Linked DNA regions of Homo sapiens: regions 2 and 3 are each linked to region 1. A link is a contact called in ENCODE Hi-C or POLR2A ChIA-PET data. All regions are on one chromosome and are shown on one strand. The core of a region is the stretch at or near the end of the contact, and the rest is flanking DNA. Distances in the headings are between cores, read along the strand shown.

Region 1 (3,405 bases), core at 804-3,303:
ATTCATCTTCTCCCACAAGTCTGTCTTTAGCGGAAGATTTTTTTCTTTACATAAAGAGCTATCATATAAAAAGTGCTCATAGTGCCAGAAATTGAGGTAAATGCAATTTGCAAACATTATTATCTCATTTAATTCTCTTGAGGATAGATAATATTAGATAAGGTAAGGATTAAAGAGAGGTTAAGAAACTTGATCAAGGACACCCAGCAGGGAAGTACTTAGCAGGGCTGTTCACTAGGGCCTGCTGTTTCTCTTTCCAGATGTACAGACTTTCTAGAGAGAACGATGTGCTCTGCCCACCCTCACCCCTTTGCTCTGCTGTTCTGCCAGGGACATGCAGGAGACGGAGGCCTTCCTCTTAACCGCAAGAGGCCTTCCTTTTTTACTAATATTCCTCAGCACAGACCCTTTACGGGTGTCGGGCTGGGGGACGGTCAGGTGTTTCTCTTTCTCCTTCCTGAGATCTTTGCTTCCAATTTGGCTAAGGCCCTTTCCATGTTATAGTATCATGTATCTCTTATTCTTGTCTTTCTCACTTAACTGTGAGCCCACCTTGATGTTAGATATTCTGAAAGTCATTCTCCTATCCCTGAAAGGTCTTCAATAAAGATTTTTCCTCCACTTAGTGGAAGGTGAATAAAGTTTATTCTTCCATTTAGTAGTGGCTCAATAAAAAAGTTTGTGGAATCAATCAAGGGATGAGTAAATGAATGAAATACTGAATTTTCCTGGCCTATGAAGGACCATGAGCTAAAGCAGCGGTTTAAAGTATATAGTCCCAAACAAAGAATTCTTACTAAAAACACACCGGATCTGTAAGGCAGAGGAGGGAGGGGCGGGAGGAAGAAGTCGAAGAGCAGGGTGTGGTATTCCAGGGAGACTGAAGACAGGAGCTTCCCATGGGACAGGCAGTTCATCCACAGGCTCAGCTTCTGCAACCTCCTTCCTGTGGTTACTCCTGCTCTCTAAGAATTCTGCATGTTCTCATCAAGAAAATACCAAATTCCTTGAAAGCCTGGATTCTGCCTTGTGGTTTGTGAGCCAATCTCATGACACCACCAGCCCACAGTGCTTTTCCTGATTCCATGGAGGCAAACTAGACGGAGCTTCTAGCAAGTGAAACTTCTTTTGGGTAGATATTTGGGGGCCGCTTTTAAAATTTTTCTGACAGACCAAGTGGTAAAAATCTGTGTGTGTACACGGAATGCTCTCTCCCTTCTGCAATGCGTTTACTCTCCTTGTAGAAATAACTGCTTCTCTTAGCCGGCTCTTGCTTGGAGCAGGGAAGAGCAAAGTCCTATCATGTACACATACACAGTTTATAAACATATACTGTACAATCAACATGTACATATATAATACAATATACACATGTGTGCATCCTGTATCTGTATACTGTATATCATGCATATACAATTTCATAAACAAGCTTGTACCAGGAAAAGGCAATAATTTATATATTATACACACATACATGTATATGTAAAATATGTACACACACACAAAATATACCATACAGAGTGTAAGGTTCATGACGTCTTTCTTTCGTTGATATTTGTGCTCACTTATTAGCGGTAAATTATTAATTTTAGATAAGCCCATCACAGAGTGAAGGCTCAATCCTTGAACAGCCCAGGGAGAACTTCGTTGCTACTTTTGAAAAGCCCTTTGATGTGCCCAAAGTCTCCAGAAGGGCGATGCCAAACCCACTCAACTTTGACAAAGTGTGAAACGTCTGTAAAAAGGAGTTCTCTGATGTGTGAGAGGAGACGGAACCGAGAAGAAAAGGCCGTACTCTGCCCCCCGCGGGACCCAGGTCCCCGCCTGCTGCAGAGCGCACTCTGCGCACGTCGAGCCGCGAAAGGTTCACAGAAGAAAACAAGAGAAAGAAGTAGCAGGCACTGAGGAGCCGCCGGCGCCGGCGCCCAGGACGGCACGTGACCCGGGGGCGGGGCCGCGCGGGCCGCGGGCCAGTGGATGGGGACGGGGGCGGGGCCGCGGCTCGGGGGGCGGGGTCTGTGGCGGCGCAGCTTACACCGCGGTCCCCTTATTTGGATCTGCGGGAATGTGGGCTGGAGAGGTCCTGCCGTGGTACCAGCCTCCAGCCTGCCCCCAGGACTGCCCCTGACCCAGGCGCGCCCGCTGCTCGGTGGCAGGAGGGCCGGCGGAGCGCCATGGCCTGCATCCTGAAGGTAACGACTTGGATCTGTGGCTCGGACGCGTGGTTGGCCAGCCCCTTGCTGCTCAGAGGCACGGAGTCAGCCGCGGTCCCACCGCATCCTCATCTCAGTTGTCTTTTCCTGGCATTGATTTTCTTTTTGTTCCTTTGGCAAATGCATATGGAGGGAGATTCTGAAACATGCAGCTGGCACAGCTTCTTTTCCCACCATTCCTGCCTCCTGCTCGCGCCTGCATTGAAGGAGCTGCAGACTGTTGGCTCCAGGGGAGAGCAGGGCTGTGTGCCGAATAATGGGGATGGTAGGGAGAGGAGGGGTGTTCCCGCGGGTCCCGCGGCTCTGTGGAGCCTGAGGCCTTTCAGGGGCCACGGGGAGGGGTGGAGTGGCTAGGCGTGAGTTGCTGGTGGTGAGGGGCATAGCGCTTTAAATGGAGGGAAGAGTGAGCGGAGGTGGGCTCTACTGTGCATTTGATCATGTGAAGACAGAAACTTCTGAGTTTACAGGTAGTCCCTTAGGAATGAGTTTTCTATGAGATCTGCTAGCTCTGTTTGCCCTTAGCTCTACTTTGGAAAAGTTCACACGAGGATGTATATGTTAGTAGAGAACCTCTCACTCTCTTTATGCTCATAAATTTGAATAGACAAAATGATTTTATGCTCTGCCAGAGTGCGCTCAGCCATCCCTTCTTTGTTGAGTTTTCTTTCTCCAAGACCGGATTCTTAGCCTCACCTGAGCATCTTTCTGGGTTCACAGACTTGTGGCCTCAGGTGGGAGAACTTGGTGTGAGGGCCTCACTTAAAAAGAACTTTCCATCCCACTGGTAGAGGCCTCCCCTGCCCTCGTTTTTTTTTTTGCACTACCTTTCTACAAGAACATAACCTGGATGCATGAATCAAAAACATGAACAGCATGAAAGTTTCCTGGGCCTTGACTGGAGAATGCAGAGACCTAGTTGTCCAAGCCTGGGGGAACTGTGTGACGATGGAAAATACCAGGAAACAATTCGTTGTTGTTGTGTTATTGTGAAGTAGCATTTATTTCTCTATAAGATGATATTAAGTCATCTACTGTGTTCTGGTTACCTGAATCGTCTTCTAACGTGCCTGGTGTCAATGATGAAAATAAGAGACTAACCTCGTAGAAGTTGTTTCCCCTTCTTTGCGTAAAGGAGATCAGAAGTTTCCTGTGAGCTTTCTGAACTTCCTCTTTTTGTTTCAGAACATTTTCC
Region 2 (3,291 bases), core at 757-3,256, 1.3 Mb before region 1:
CTGAAAGGTTGCCAATATGCCTTACAAATCTAGGAAATAGAAAATCTAAAATCCCTCTTCCAACAGTGATCTTTTTCCTGGCTATGCTTGTATCCATTTGATTTAAACGAAAATTAAAGGAATTGGGAAAATGTTAGGAGTATATTTTAACATAGGATGAACAGATCAAGTCACAAAGCCAGAGCAAAGGAACATTATGAGACAAGAGCAAAAGTAAAATTAAATAAGAATTCTGGCAAGAATTTTAAAAACTGAAAACTTAGAAAAAAAATCAATCATTACAAATTGTTCTGCTGCTAATACACAATGACTCATGTAAGCATATGGTTTATTATTAACCCAGAAATGTAAAAAAGGCAAGAATTACAAGTGGTCAGAGAAAGTCTCTTCCTGGCTGTGTGATCTTATCAGGTCACTTCTGTTCACTTGAGATAGGACGGGGTAAGAAGAGGGGAGGAGTTTAATAATTTCGGACTCCTCCAGGTTCCATGATCGTATGGAACAGGGCAGTCTGTTCCCTAATGCTGGAGGAGTAGAGCTTGGAGAGATTTGCTGCTGAACTCGCTGCGCTAACCAGACACGTAATCACAGTGGCTTCAGAGGGACTCGCACAACAATTTCCATTAGCTACGGACAAGCATTCCAAACTTTAGCCTTTAGGTTTAATCATTGACACACCTTCCCTGGTCACTGAGTCTCCTCTAGAAACTCAGTATAAACATCCAACGATGTGTTAACAGGGTGTTTTGTAATTTTCTTTTGAAGATTATTCTAGGTGGTGGGCGTCACAGGGTCAATAAAACTATACATTTCTCTCAAAGACTGCAATCCTGATGGCAAAGCTGGAGGAAGCTCCGGGAAACCTGTAATTGTGGGAATCCAAGACAAAAAATCCCCCACAGCTGGGCTGTGGGAAGGGGCCCTACCTAGGAGAAGAAATCAAATCCCCTACAGCTGGGCTGTGCGAAGGGGCACTACCTAGGAGAAGAAATCCCCTACAGCTGGGCTGTGGGAAGGAGCCCTACCTAGGAGAAATCCCCTACAGCTGACAGGTGGGCTGTGGGAAGGGGCCCTACCTAGGAGAAGAAATCAAATCCCCTACAGCTGGGCTGTGCGAAGGGGCACTACCTAGGAGAAGAAATCCCCCACAGCTGGGCTGTGGGAAGGAGCCCTACCTAGGAGAAATCCCCTACAGCTGACAGGTGGGCTGTGGGAAGGGGCCCTACCTAGGAGAAGAAATCAAATCCCTACAGCTGGGCTGTGCGAAGGGGCCCTACCTAGGAGAAGAAATCCCCTACAGCTGGGCTGTGGGAAGGGGCCCTACCTAGGACAAATCCTCTACAGCTGAGAGCTGGGCTGTGGGAAGGGGCCCTGGACAGACCGCTGGGCGCTGCTGCAGGAATCCCCAAACCCAGGCACTGGCTGCAGGGAAAAATCAAGCGGGTGACTGGCGGGGGGGGGGGGGGGGGGTGCAGCGTGGGGCTGGGGGACAGGGAGTGCGGGGGGCGGAGGCTGGGCAGGGGTAGTGCCAACGGACACCTCATGGTGTGGTAGCCTAAACTCAGAGCCTAAACGCAGGACCAGGGCTAGGAGCCCAGGACCAGAAGGCAAAACTTCCTACCTGATTTATGGATGGGAACTTGCAGCCCCTGGAGGGGAATGGCTTCGGTCTGGAGCTCTACGCACTAGTTCTCTGGGAGGACAGAGGGCAGGAAAGGGGTGCAGCCAAAATCAAACTCGGTTCCACTTGGACGAGCAGTGGGGAGATTCGCTGTCTAAACAACTAAGGAGAGTTTTTAAAACCACTTACCAGAATCTAGAGTGGGAATTAAAATCTGCGTGGGCTTCTTCAGATTCCACAGAAATGAGGACTGCCACACCTTCTCCAACTTTTGCAGGCTCCACCCAGGATGTGCGCCTCGCTCCACCCAGGATGTGCGCCTCTCTCCACCCCTAGGCGAAGGCACTAGAATTTCCCAAATTAAGAACGAAGAGGAAGTTTGGACCTTTTCGGCCACCGCTCGCTTCAATATGGCTGCCCCCAGGGAGAGACGAGGCTACCATGAAGGAGCCGAGCGCAGACCCTGAGTCCGTCACCCATGGATCGCAGCGCGGAGTTCAGGAAATGGAAGGCGCAATGTTTGAGCAAAGCGGACCTCAGCCGGAAGGGCAGTGTTGACGAGGATGTGGTAGAGCTTGTGCAGTTTCTGAACATGCGAGATCAGTTTTTCACCACCAGCTCCTGCGCTGGCCGCATCCTACTCCTTGACCGGGTGAGGCCCCTTTGCGCCTGTCCATCGCCTGCCTTCTAGTGCGAAACTTCAGGAGCCCTGTTCCCATCCAGTGACGACCGGATCCAGCATGTCTGTGTTTGCTCCTCTGAGGGGTGGTCTCTGTTTCTTTATATGTGAAATTTAGGGGATTAGATCAGTGCTTCTAAAAGTTTAACGTGGCTATTAATCAGCTGAGCATCTTTTAAAATACAGATCCCGATTCTTTAAGTGTAGGGTAGGGCCTGATACTGTGCATTTCTAACAAGTGCCCAAATGATGTTGAAACTGCTGACCTGGGAACTATCTTGTGTGGCAAAGTTTAGAAAATTTGATTTTATTATATGAATACTAAGGGAATCTAAAGACTTTGTAGCTTGCTAAGGTATTGAATGCCGGAATCCGCTCATCAACAGCTCTGGCAAATCATTGTTACTGCATGCTTGAACATCACCAGTGTTAAGGAGTTTACTGCCTCCTAGTGAGCCCCTCCATTATTACAACTCTAGTAGTTTTACGCAGAGAAAAGTACGATCGTATATAATTTAGGATGGTTAGACTTTTTTTTTTAACTTTATGATGGGTTTACAGGGGTAGTAAATGCATTTTGACTTACATTTTCCACTTATGACGGATTTATTGGGATGTAACCCCATCATAAATCAAGAAGCAGCTGTACAAGCCATACCTCCTTATTTGCAGGTTCAGTTACCCCAGTCAACAGCAGTCTGAAAATATTAAATGAAAATTCCAGAAATAAACAATTAGTAAGTTTTAAATTGCATGCTGTTCTGAGTAGCGTGATAAAATCTTGAGCCAACCAGCTCCTTCCAGAATGGAAGGTGAATCATCCCTTTGTCCAGAATATTCCACTATATATTCTTGCTGCCCTTTAGCTGCTTGGTAGCCTTCTGGGTTATCAGATCGACTGTGGTGGTATCACAGTGCTTGTGTTCAAGTAACTCTTATTTTACTTAATAATGGCCCCAAAGTACGGGAGTAATGATGCTGGCGATTTGGA
Region 3 (3,413 bases), core at 307-2,806, 1.9 Mb before region 1:
ACAGTCCACACCCATTAATTCCATCAGCACATTTTATTGTTTTTGTCTTAAAAATATATCCAGAATCTGACCAACTTCTCACCATTCCCACTGCTACCATCCTGGTCAAGCCTTCACCAGCTCTCACCTGCAATATTGCAGTAACCTCCAAAGAAGTCTCCCTGCTTCTATCATTGCCTCATCCCCCATTATAATCTATTCTCCTATCTCCGAGTGATCTCTTTAAACATAAGCCAAGTCACTTCAAAACCCTGCAATGGCTTTGTTTCCCTCAAGAGTAAAAACCAAAATTCTTCCTATGGCCCTTTGTTCTCTCTCTGACCTTCTCTCGCTACTTTCTCCTTTGGTTACTTTCACTCAAGTCTCTGTATTTTCTAAATGTTCTTCAATAAGATACTGTTTTTTTAATTAATGAAGTTTTAAATGTAAAACTATGAAAGAGTAATCTAATCTGCCATTTTATCCAAATGTTTCCACTATTAGAACACGATTGTATAACAAGTCTGAGAAGAAAAACTAAGTAAATTTATGACAAGAGTTTATGGTGCCCTGAATGTCTACGTACCTAATGAAGACGTTGATACAGAGAAATCGTCTCAAAAAATCAAACGGTATGGTGAAATACCACAAGTTCTGGGTTTGGGATTGAAATATATTTCTTAAATCTTTTATTACTTACTAATTGTGATACCTTGACTAACTCACTATTCTCTGATTCAGTTTTCTTCTGTGTAAAGATGAAGTGGTCTGTAAAACCAAGAAACCTCGTGTTCTATAACAGGAACACCTTTATATAGCTACCCAAAAAAACACCTAAAAAGGCTGACTTATTCCTAAGAGTGTTATTGAACATTCTAGATTAATCTGCATATACAAAAGAATGCCAGAGAAGAAACCAAAATACCAAAAATATTTGGAGCCTGGTTGCGGACTGAATTTTATACAACTTTCAAAGACACTATTTGAGAGGCTGTCGTGTGTAGCCTACTAAGAAAAAACAGAGGGGTGGGGTGGCTCACTCTCTAGGAACCACAAACTTAAGGTTCCTAGAAAGAGCAGAGATTTTAAATATTCAGACTGTGTATGTATCATGACCCAGGGTTGGGGGCAGATGGCCCGGGGTGGCGGGGGAAAGGAGAGATGGCGGAGATCTTCTATCAGGCTATCCTGGGGAACTGCTCCAGGCTGAAACAAACCACCAGTTAGGACGAACCGCCTTTGATGTGAAAGCTGGGAAGCTAGAATGTAGTTTCGCCTTATCCTTAGCGGGTCGGTTCTAACAATTTTGTCACCCAAACTGAACCACTCACCGGGTCAACTGGGCTGCAAGCCCTTATGAGTTGGAGACAAGTGGCCCAGCCCCAACACAGTCAGACAAATCGCTGGGCGGCCATCTGCTCCTGAGACCGTTGCTAGAGAAACAAGACAACATCCAAGTTCTCCACATCATGGTTTTCCGGGCGCCAGCCAAGGCGCTCCGGGGGCGTGGTTACGTGGGCGACGCACGGAGGGGGCGGGTCAGAAACAACCGGGCGGAGGCGCACCCCAGGGCGCATGCGTGCTGTGCGGCGCGGTCTCAGGGAAGGTGGGGCTATGGCAGCTGCTAGGGACCCTCCGGAAGTATCGCTGCGAGAAGCCACCCAGCGAAAATTGCGGAGGTTTTCCGAGCTAAGAGGTACCAGAGAAGGCACCGGAGTTCTCCTGGGCAATGCAGAGGGAGGGTGCTTTTACGTGCCAGGAGGTTTGCTGGACTGTCACTTCCCGTTTACTTCTCATCTGTAGGCCTATGACGCTCCCCAGGAGTAGCTAGCTAATAATCCTTTTGAGTTTTTTATTCTTTTCACTGTCCCTGCTTGACATGCTTGTTGCTTACTTTATTCTTAGTAGTATAGATATTAAAAATGAGGGCGGAGGAAGAAGAAGAAAATCTTACTAGTGAAGTTATGCATTGATTAGCTCATTAATAAAAGTTGCTTTAAATAAATCTAAAAGATACGAAGCACAGTATTTTGAACTTTATGAGTAGATGCCAGCCCCCTATCTACTTCACGCTTTACATTACGTTCATCTACTTCTGTAATGTAACCGTTTGTTGAGGGAGTAACAGAACATGGAGGAATTATGGATTAAAAATTAAAAGGAAGAAATTTGTTATCAAAAAATTGGCTATGACACTTAATCCCTGTACACCTGTCTAATAAAAGTGATTATATTTGTGTTGCAGTGACTGCTTAAAAAATACTGGGACTAATTCTTGGATAACAGTAAAACTTTCAGGACTATTAGATTCTAGCTGACAAGTTCTGTTTGTTAACTAATTAAAATGCTAAATCATTTTGTTTATCAATAAAGAGATTCCAACTGTCTACTAAAAGTGCACACTGTCTTTTAAAGATGTCATCAGAGAGTTGGGACCTTCTGTTATCCAGAATTTTATGTTATATTCTAACAGCCTATGTAAGTTTGCATGGTTCATCTTAAAGTAATAGAAAATAAAGTACCCACATTTATAAACAGCAACATTGAGGGAAGGGATCTTTGGGTTGTGTCTTTCTTAGTCACCTAACACCAAGTGTCCGTGATACATAAGAATTGATTTGCAAAGCTGGAGATTTGTTTATGTTTATCTCCTCTTCTTATTGAAGAATTGAGGCAATAGTCTTTGGCAAGTTAAAAGTCGCTCTCTTAATCAAGAAACATTATGTCATTCAGAATTTATAATTAAATTGGATTGCAAACCATAAAAGGAGGGAGTGATCTAAAAGAAAAAAAAGGAACTTGTGAACAGTCTTCATTATAACTATTTTGAATCGTATTAATGCACCACTAATTATTCCCTAACTTTCAAAAGCCAAAGATACATTTTGGAAGATGATAATGGATATTACCTTCTTTATCATCTTTCTCAATAGGCAAACCTGTGGCAACTAGAAAATTCTGATAATTTTTGTTTTCATTTCCTTGCTTTTTCCAAATAGGCAAACTTGTAGCACGTGGAGAATTCTGGGACATAGTTGCAATAACAGCGGCTGATGAAAAACAGGAACTTGCTTACAACCAACAGCTGTCAGAAAAGCTGAAAAGAAAGGAGTTACCCCTTGGAGTTCAATATCACGTTTTTGTGGATCCTGCTGGAGCCAAAATTGGTACGCGCTTTATGGTCAGTTTTATAATATAGGTCCTAAGCAGAATAATCATTGAAGAAAAGGTTTCTGTGACTTACAGTGTATAAGCTGCATATCTCTACCCACAGCTTTACAAACTTTAAAATTTGAACATAAATTGACTTTTTTTAGAAAGATAAAAGGAATAGCAACTGTTCTTACCCATTATGACTTACCTTGAAAAACTTCCAGAATGTTACTTAAAAGAAAATTTTATTAGTTTTAATGAAATTCACACTATTCAGATAG

Evidence for each region. Hi-C counts contacts between places; a loop is a spot of excess contacts on that map. ChIA-PET counts read pairs that join two places held with the same protein, here RNA polymerase II (POLR2A). Pooled maps may share reads with other maps.
Region 2: a map of naive thymus-derived CD4-positive, alpha-beta T cell shows a loop between it and region 1 (18-fold over the local background). The contact joins the promoter of TYW3 here to the promoter of ST6GALNAC3 in region 1. A Hi-C loop is called at or near these places in 1 of 168 maps with a recorded cell type or tissue (naive thymus-derived CD4-positive, alpha-beta T cell), 1 of 37 single-sample maps with no recorded cell type and 6 of 50 pooled maps. POLR2A ChIA-PET finds 5 or more read pairs at or near these places in 1 of 52 experiments (activated T-cell).
Region 3: a map of CD8-positive, alpha-beta T cell shows a loop between it and region 1 (10-fold over the local background). The contact joins the promoter of FPGT-TNNI3K here to the promoter of ST6GALNAC3 in region 1. A Hi-C loop is called at or near these places in 4 of 168 maps with a recorded cell type or tissue (CD4-positive, alpha-beta T cell, CD8-positive, alpha-beta T cell and naive thymus-derived CD4-positive, alpha-beta T cell), 1 of 37 single-sample maps with no recorded cell type and 6 of 50 pooled maps.

Annotation. Positions count from the first base shown.
Region 1 is chr1:76,072,693-76,076,097 of GRCh38, forward strand. It overlaps ST6GALNAC3 (ST6 N-acetylgalactosaminide alpha-2,6-sialyltransferase 3), which reads left to right and starts at 2,054. Exons shown (of 5, transcript NM_152996.4): 1 at 2,054-2,192. The coding sequence starts at 2,175. RefSeq lists a silencer at 1,855-2,054.
Region 2 is chr1:74,731,146-74,734,436 of GRCh38, forward strand. It overlaps TYW3 (tRNA-yW synthesizing protein 3 homolog), which reads left to right and starts at 2,007. Exons shown (of 6, transcript NM_138467.3): 1 at 2,007-2,273. The coding sequence starts at 2,100. CRYZ (crystallin zeta) reads right to left here and starts at 1,905. Exons shown (of 9, transcript NM_001889.4): 1 at 1,811-1,905. RefSeq lists enhancers at 702-991, 1,587-2,297, 1,852-2,141, 2,522-2,621.
Region 3 is chr1:74,196,686-74,200,098 of GRCh38, forward strand. FPGT-TNNI3K (FPGT-TNNI3K readthrough) reads left to right here and starts at 1,557. Exons shown (of 27, transcript NM_001112808.3): 1 at 1,557-1,675; 2 at 2,979-3,146. The coding sequence starts at 1,594. It overlaps LRRIQ3 (leucine rich repeats and IQ motif containing 3), which reads right to left and starts at 1,491. Exons shown (of 8, transcript NM_001105659.2): 1 at 1,311-1,491. FPGT (fucose-1-phosphate guanylyltransferase) reads left to right here and starts at 1,557. Exons shown (of 4, transcript NM_003838.5): 1 at 1,557-1,675; 2 at 2,979-3,146. The coding sequence starts at 1,594. RefSeq lists a silencer at 1,395-1,494.